Regions from separate parts of the Homo sapiens genome. Here region 2 is linked to region 1. The links are chromatin contacts, found by Hi-C or POLR2A ChIA-PET in ENCODE. All regions are on one chromosome and are shown on one strand. Each heading gives the region's core, a stretch centred on a gene start or an enhancer-like site at or near the end of the contact. The rest is flanking DNA. Distances are from core to core; before and after follow the strand shown.

What was found. Hi-C counts contacts between places; a loop is a spot of excess contacts on that map. ChIA-PET counts read pairs that join two places held with the same protein, here RNA polymerase II (POLR2A). Pooled maps may share reads with other maps.
Region 2: a loop to region 1 is called in a pooled map, with 5 times the contacts of the local background. The contact joins the enhancer-like site here to the promoter of SOD2 in region 1. A Hi-C loop is called at or near these places in 8 of 50 pooled maps. POLR2A ChIA-PET finds 5 or more read pairs at or near these places in 3 of 52 experiments (CD4-positive, alpha-beta memory T cell, K562 and OCI-LY7).

The regions. Positions count from the first base shown.
Region 1 is chr6:159,690,567-159,694,490 of GRCh38, reverse strand. SOD2 (superoxide dismutase 2) reads left to right here and starts at 1,250. Exons shown (of 5, transcript NM_000636.4): 1 at 1,250-1,346; 2 at 1,628-1,830. The coding sequence starts at 1,324. RefSeq lists silencers at 48-217, 898-1,187, 1,388-1,567 and an enhancer at 1,938-2,007.
Region 2 is chr6:159,818,238-159,822,513 of GRCh38, reverse strand. It overlaps PNLDC1 (PARN like ribonuclease domain containing exonuclease 1), which reads right to left. Exons shown (of 19, transcript NM_001271862.2): 16 at 3,860-3,959; 17 at 3,393-3,568; 18 at 3,162-3,260; 19 at 1,810-2,060. The coding sequence ends at 1,997. Among named protein-coding and RNA genes, the nearest start is that of PNLDC1, 20 kb to the right of the region's middle. RefSeq lists enhancers at 126-932, 2,580-3,306. Within about 2 kb of position 2,278, at least 4 of the 41 ENCODE cell types and tissues checked have a DNase peak (open chromatin) inside an H3K27ac peak, as active enhancers do.

The sequences.
Region 1 (3,924 bases), core at 1-2,500:
AGCCCTTCCTGTTGTGAAGCCAAGTTCAGGTGGTTCCTCTTCGCCTGACTGTTTTCCCATTCCACTTACCGGAAGCCTAGTCATCCTTCGGAGGGCTGTACGGGGGTTGCAAGAAGCAACGGAAACGGTTCAGCACCTGCTACCTTCCATCATATTCTTTTCAATAAAGGGGCAACTCCCGCCAATGGCAGTGTAGATTTCCTAACCTCTACACATGGAAGATTCACACCATTCAGGATTGTTGTTTAACTGTTGAGAGAGCACTTGATACTTAACAGCTTACTAGGCTACAAGACAGCGCAGGAAAGAATCCTCTGTTGTCCTTTTATGTTATCCTGAACAGTTGGTTCACAGAGTTACTGTAAACACACAAAACATGACTGCCAGGGCTTAGTAGTGAGGAAGGTGGGAACTAGTCCTGACTCAGTTAACTGTGCCCAGGAGAAGCTGCTTAACCTCAAAGGATTTCACTATTACTAGAATCAATAATACCAACCCTAGGGGTAAAAATAAAGATAAATGTGTGCAAATCCTGCCTGCAGTCTCGGGCACGTCGTGGGTGTCCAAGAACTGTTCTTAGGCAGCCGGTGGGGACAAAGTCTGTGTGCCTCCTGTCCTGGAATAGGTCCCAAGGTCGGCTTACTTGCAAAGCAAGGGTACGGCGCAAGAGTACTGAATACGGGTTGGAAGGGCGCTGGCTCTACCCTCAGCTCATAGGCCGGCTGGGCGGCGCTGACCAGCAGCTAGGCCCCGTCTTCCCTAGGAACGGCCACGGGGGCCCTGGGAGGGTATGAATGTCTTTTTGCAGTGAGGCCTCTGGACCCCGCGGCCCCCCGGCAGCGCAACCAAAACTCAGGGGCAGGCGCCGCAGCCGCCTAGTGCAGCCAGATCCCCGCCGGCACCCTCAGGGGCGGAGCCGGAGGCAGGGCCTTCGGGCCGTACCAACTCCACGGGGGCAGGGGCCGCCTCCCTTCGGCCGCGCGCCACTCAAGTACGGCAGACAGGCAGCGAGGTTGCCGAGGCCGAGGCTAGCCTGCAGCCTCCTTTCTCCCGTGCCCTGGGCGCGGGGTGTACGGCAAGCGCGGGCGGGCGGGACAGGCACGCAGGGCACCCCCGGGGTTGGGCGCGGCGGGCGCGGGGCGGGGCCCGCGGGGGGGGGGGGCGGGGCGGCGGTGCCCTTGCGGCGCAGCTGGGGTCGCGGCCCTGCTCCCCGCGCTTTCTTAAGGCCCGCGGGCGGCGCAGGAGCGGCACTCGTGGCTGTGGTGGCTTCGGCAGCGGCTTCAGCAGATCGGCGGCATCAGCGGTAGCACCAGCACTAGCAGCATGTTGAGCCGGGCAGTGTGCGGGTGAGAAGAAAGGGGACCCGGTCACGGCCCCAAGGGCGAAGGGGCTCGCGGCGGGCAGGGCCTCCGCGGCAATGGCGACAGTGGCCGCACCGGGCCTGGCGGGACCGGGGCACCTGCAGGCGGTTCTCCCGGGAGTGCCCGGCGCGGCGGCTGGAGCGGGGATCCGCAGGGAGGGGACGCGGGGACTCGGGGGACGCCGCGCGCTGCCGTTCCTCGGCAGCCCAGCCTGCGTAGACGGTCCCGCGGCGCTGACTGACCGGGCTGTGCTTTCTCGTCTTCAGCACCAGCAGGCAGCTGGCTCCGGTTTTGGGGTATCTGGGCTCCAGGCAGAAGCACAGCCTCCCCGACCTGCCCTACGACTACGGCGCCCTGGAACCTCACATCAACGCGCAGATCATGCAGCTGCACCACAGCAAGCACCACGCGGCCTACGTGAACAACCTGAACGTCACCGAGGAGAAGTACCAGGAGGCGTTGGCCAAGGGTAGGTTCCAGGCTGAGCGGCGGGAGGCAGTCCCCGGCAGAGGCGACCCCAGGGAGCCAGGCCCCATACGGACGGGCCTCTCCGTGGAGGAGAACTCGCTTCGTATTTGTACCGGTTCCGAGTTTTCCAGGCACGATAGTCTCTCTTTTAAACACATGGTCTACCTCATTGTAGAAGGAGTGCCTCGATGGGTTTGAACACACTTCTGTCATCTCAGGGAACTTGGGGTCCTGCGAAGGAGCTTGCCTTACTGTTGTGAGCCACATTCCGTTACACATATTGCCAGCACTGGTGAATTGTAGGGCCTGAAAAGAAAGCTCTACTGTGTCACTCGTTTTTTTTGCAAATTGAAATTGTTCTTGTTGTATAATGTGCTTTGGGGAAATGTTTGGTCTCTCAGGTAGGTGTGCCAGCCGTTTGCAGGAGGGCTGAGAGCGCCTGTCCACTGGTGGCCAGACATCATCGGGTCCGCAGGTGTCTCTGAGTGTCAGGGTCACCTCCTGATAGAAGTGGGAGTGGTGTCTTACTGCCAGGTCACACTGAAGGTGGGAGACAGGAGGACACTACTCCGTGCTAGGAACCATGGTCCTTGTCATCTTCCTGAGAGCAAACGGGGTCGGGACTCCAGCCTAGGACTTGGAGACTCCCTGCATCCCCAGCTACCCTGCAGGTGAAACTTCACTGAGCCCACTTGACTTCAGGTGGGAGAGGAGGAGGCACACCGTTGTGGTGTGCGTTACCAAAAAAGCAGTAACCTAACTGTGGAACAGTTCAGGATCTTTAGACTTGATACTTTTCTTGATTTCCCTTAGGGGTCAAAGTTCACAAGGAAAATAGCCCTTTAGTGGGAAACTGAAACAGGCTTGTTTTTATTTACTATTTACTCATATTTGTAATGCAATTAAAATATATGTTGTTAACTTTTTTTTTTTTTCTCAAGAGCTCGGTTGATAAAACCAGGGGTATGTGGACTTTTTGAGTCTGTGCCTTTTGGGGGTGTGTATGGGAATGTTATGTTTTAACGTTTTTTACAAAATAGTATTGTCTTTTTAATTTATTCGTTAGTGGTTTGCACAAGGAAGATAATCGATAGTCATGTTTTTTAGACTCTCTGTATTGCTTGGTAAGCTACGTAGTAAAAAATGTTTACTTTTCCTTAAATGTTTTGAATTTCGGGGTTATGAAATTTGTTGAGTAATTTTTAGACAGTCACATCTTGTTGACTGGAGGCATCTAGTGGAAAAATGCAGTATTTCAGCCTGATTGTGTTTGAAGTAAATGATTAAAAGAGGAGGAAGTTACCACATTCTGGAAGATTTACTTGAGACAGACGAACCTTGAATTACGGGAAAAGGCCCCGTGATTTAGGAAATAACAAATTTGGGAAACATGTAATGGGGAGAGACTGGGGAATACCCCAGTTGTGAAAGTACTTCCTGTAAGGCAACATCTGACACCAGGAACCTTTCTCTTCAGTATTTTAAAAACAACTTAATTTCAGTCCTTTACTTGTGGAATCAGAGCCTTACTTATGTAATACAACCCACTGGAAAAAAGCTTTTTATTGTATTGTACTATATTGTTTATAAGTGATTGAGTACCTGCAGAGCTTTCTTTTACTTAAACATATTTTAAAAATTATTAAAAAGATTTTCATGTTTGAAAACTTGGGGAAAAAAGATAAAACAATGTCATAATCTCATCACATTTAACTGACTAATATGAATATTTTTCAACAAAAAGCATTTGACTTTTATTATTATTTGAGGCAAAAACTAAACTGAAACCAAATAAAATGTTGAATTTCAGAAAAGTGTTCTTAAAAGCAGATATTAAGCCCTCAATTTTTATTAATTTTAAAATGAGTAAGCAAACTGTAAGATGTTAAGATTATTAAATTATCTCTCATTAAGCATGTATCTTTCCCATTTTAAAAATTCAGTTACTATTGATTTATTAAAAAACAATAGAAAAGTTACATCTATTTTTAGAGTGACTCTCAAGAAAATTTAATAAGGGAAACACAGATCTATAAAAAACTGTTTGTAAACCTAACAAAGGAAAAAAAAAGTTGGTGTCTTTAAAAAACCCTTT
Region 2 (4,276 bases), core at 1,029-3,528, 130 kb before region 1:
CGAAAGCCTGGGTGGAGAGGGAAAGACCAGCTGGGCCACAGGGAGAGGGGATAGAGTTAGGGAAGGAGAGAAGAATGGCTGGCTTTTTGCCTTGTTTCGGTTTTATTCATTTACTGATTGGAGGGAGACCTGCAGGTAAAACACAGCCTTGAAGAGCTAGGGGAGCGGGGAGAGCACCTTGGGAGAGACTCAGAGCCTGCCTCGTTCCCTCACCGCCATCTAGGCAGGGCAAGAGCTGCTAAGGGCAGGAGGCCCCGAACCACTCAGCATTTCTGAGCAGTGCCCTGGTCAGCAGCGCCTGAGCACTGCTCAGAAAGTAAACTTGATCTACAAAGCCTGGCTGTGGCACAGCTTCCAGCTCTTCCAGCTCAGGGCTGCCCTAGGCAACAGCAGGCACGACACAGGGCTGTGGGGTCAGCCAGGTCACCATGGACATGAGGACCCTGCCCATAGCATGGTGCACCGAAGGGCATGCACCAGGTGCCCAGTGAAGACACGCTGAACAGAGAAGAGGTGAATGAACAAGGCCTTATGAAAGTGCTGTGTGCCTCCAACTCCAGAGCACTGTGGAACAGCTTACAGCGCCCGGCCCTGCTCCACCGCTGGGATGCCAAACAGCCCTCAAGACAGGCAGCTGAGAGGGGCTCGCAAGAGTACTTAAAGCAGGGCTTACCCAAACACAGTCAAGCCCAAAGCCCATGAAAGAAAAGTGGAATTCTCCTCAGCGAAGTTACGTTCAACCAGCCTGGATTGGTGGCTCACGCCTGTAATCCCAGCACTCTGGGAGGCTGAGGCAGAAGGATGGCCTGAAGCCAGGAGTTCAAGATCAGCCTGGGCAACATAGGGAGACCCCATCACTACAAAAACAATTGTTTTAGATTAGTCATGTGTGGTGGCATGTATCCGTGGTGCCAGCTACTCGAGAGGCTGAGGTGGGAGGATTGCTTGAGCCCTGGAGGTAGAAGCTGCAGCCGCAGTGAGCCACAATTGTGCCACTGCACTGCAACCTGGGCGACAGAGACCCTGTCTCAAAACAAGTTACTTTCAATGAAAAAAAACCAACCAAACAAACAAACAAAATACCCAACACCCTGACACTCCCTTACAATGCGGTTTGAGCAGATGAGGAAACAGCTGCTGTTCCGAGTGTGGCGTGGCCGGTCAGATCATAAGTCGCAAAGGATCCTGTAGGGCCACCGGGCCCCTCACCCCTCAGGAAAGGGGTGCGACCTCTGGAAAGGCAGTTCCCAAACCCCCCTGTGGACAGCTACCACCACTAACGCTTGTTTCTCTAGAGGAAAAATGTCTCCCAGGCTAAATTTCAATCAGCTTTGCAGAGCCCACAAGTGAAGCTCCAGGTTGAGCAAAGAGCCCAGCCGAGTCGAGATCCCCACAGAGAAAAGTTACCGAGAAAGCTGAGTGTAGTGCAGACCACTGTGGAGGACACAGTGTCCCACTGTGCCAACGTCAAAGGTGCACACTGTGGCTGCGGGTCATTGTTTCTAAATGCACGTGGATGTCTTACGGTTTATAACACTTGTCAAAAATGTCCCCAGTGCACACGACTTCCCCTCTTCCAAGCTTCACATCCTTCCTTTACTAAACTTAGGAAGGCCATTTCTCAGAACTAAGTCAACAACAGCCAATAATAAGCCATTAGTTTTTCCCCCAGAAATAACGTCCCCTTTTCTTCATCTGGTGTCCAGCTCCTAGCACAATGACCTGCTCCTGAGACATTAGCTTAAATCTCGAGGTGCTGACTGCTCCGCCTGCATTTATAGCAAGAAAAGTTCTGACCACACATACAGGTACGATATCTAAGGACTGATTTATCATTGAGAGTGTTGACAGAATTTCACGTTCAGGACATAACAGAATTTCTAGAAAAGACCAAACAGATCCATCTGCAAACAGAATCTGATTTACACGAACACACCCAGCACACCTCCCAGAGAGCATGGGGACCCGAGGGTGGCCGCAGGAGGCCTCGCTGCACTCAGGTACCAGATCTTCCAAGGATGAACGCGAGAAGGGCCCAGGCAGTCACTATGCCACAGACTCTGCAAGACAATGACACGTGTCAGTGGCCGGGGCACCCAGCAGGCCGAGAGGCACCGACACAGGCTTGCCCCTCCTCCTTCCCAGCCCCGTGCACTCAGATGTTCTTTCTTGCTGTCACTCTCCCGACGACAACACTGAACTTCTGCCTCTCGAGGTTAGGCTGGCTCTGGGATGCAAACCGCAGGTTGAAAGAAAAAGGGTTTGCCTCGGAGCTCACTGTGCTTCCTCAGCAATGCTGTTTTCTAACGGATGTGCCCCTAACCCGCAAGCCAGAACCTCACCCAGCTCAACTGACAGCAACTCTGCCTTTCCAGCTGTTCAGGACTCAAACCCTGGATTCGTACTTGATCCTTCTCTGGTCTGTCGCTGACTCCACCCCGCTGCCCCTGGCTGCACCGAGCTGTGACCCAGCTGAAGCATCTCCTTCCTGACTGCTCTCACAGCGTCTCGCCTCCACAGTCTACCCCAACACGGAAGACAACCTGAGTCGGGTTATAGACCTTCTTGCTGTAACTTCCGCGATTCCCTCTCTCCTGAGAGAAGCCCACGTCCTCCCTGGGTGGCCCCCAGCTGGGGGGCACTGGTTCCTTCTCCTGCATCCCCCTCCTTGCTGTTTTGCTCACAATGGCCTCTCCCCGTGACACTCCGGGCACCTCCTGACTGGAAGGCTCCGTCCTGCTGCCCCCTCCGCCTGGCTCACTCCAAGTCTCTAATGAAGACCCCCATCAGCTCCTTTGAACTGCAGCCTGCCACCCACTCCTGACCCTTCTCTCATTTTTAATAAACACTTGTCACCCAACACATTATAGGGTCCATTTGTTTATCCTGTTTGTCTCCCCCAGCACGTGAGCTCCACGAGAGCAGGGATTTTCTGCTTCACTGACGAGGCCCTAGAACTACGATGGTGCCCAGCACAGCAGGTGCTCGACAGACACGCGGCATCACTGAAGGACATTCAGGGCACCACACTCGTCAACACAACCCCCTTGGCAACACACACCAGCAAGTGAGCTGTGCTCGAGTCAGACCATGCTGGGATGCTGGGACCCCGGGCACTCCAGGACCCCAGGACAGGCAGGTGGCCTCAGCCTGTCACTTACTGGAGCAGGCAGTTGACGTTTGGGGAGTGCCTCCAGTAGCGGTACAGGGAGATGCACAGGGTCGGGTGGTCCCGGTACTCCTTCAGGATGTTCCGCGCACTGCCAAAACAAGTTTGCTGTGGTCAGCCAGGCAGCAGGATGGCGCCGCCTGCTGTGATCAGGCGGGTGGAGTCAGAGAGATACAGGGATGAACGCACGAGGGGTGGGGGACGCGGACTTAGAGGCACCTACTCCTTAAACTTATTGGTCAGGAGTAAGAACTGGCTTCTTGTGAGTCGCCTGACATCAAACTTGCAGAGATTCTGAAACTTATGGTAGACTTGCTGCTCGCTGACCCCAGGCCACCTTTTGACGCTGAGGATGAGGATGGGAGGTCGGATACTGGGATAATCTGGACCAGAAAAATTCTAGAAAACATGCAGAACACAAGAGATTTTCCACAGTTCTTCCTGACTTCTTATCCAGTCTGAAGATCTCAAAAGAAACTAGGAAAGGCTCTGCTTGGGGCAGGGAGGGGAAGAGAAGGAAGGATGAGTCCATGTTGGCTTTAGTGGAGAAACATGAGAGGAAAGAAAAACCCAGCTCTCATCTCACCGACCACCGAAATCCCTCTCACGAGTCCCAGAGAGCACTGGCCGCTTCCCAGCAAAGCCTCTGAACTCTGAATGGGGCGAGGGGGCCAAATGAGATCTACTCACGATCTTTGGGACCCCCGCTCGGATGAGGTTCACTTGGTTCACGTAAGGAGCCAGCACGTCAAGGTACTGAGGAAAGGATGACTCGGGCACGGGGTCGATGCTGCAAGGACAGAAAACCCCAAAGCTGTCGGGCGCACAGAAGTTCATCCACTTCCTCGGCCACAGCCAAGAATCCGGTGACAGAACAGAAGGACACTCCCTCGGACGGCTCTCCCTCCCTCCTGCCCTCACAAGTCTTGGGGCTCTGGTTGGGTGCTTCCCCAGCTGGCAAGTCTAAAAGCATTCTCCGTGGCCACATAGAAGAAGAGCTTCCAGACAGTCACCATCTGCTGGTGATGGTTTGGTGAGGGTCCCACTGGTGACAAACAGCAATAGGCTCAGAGAATCAGTGCGAGGCCACTATTCAGAGAAAGCCCC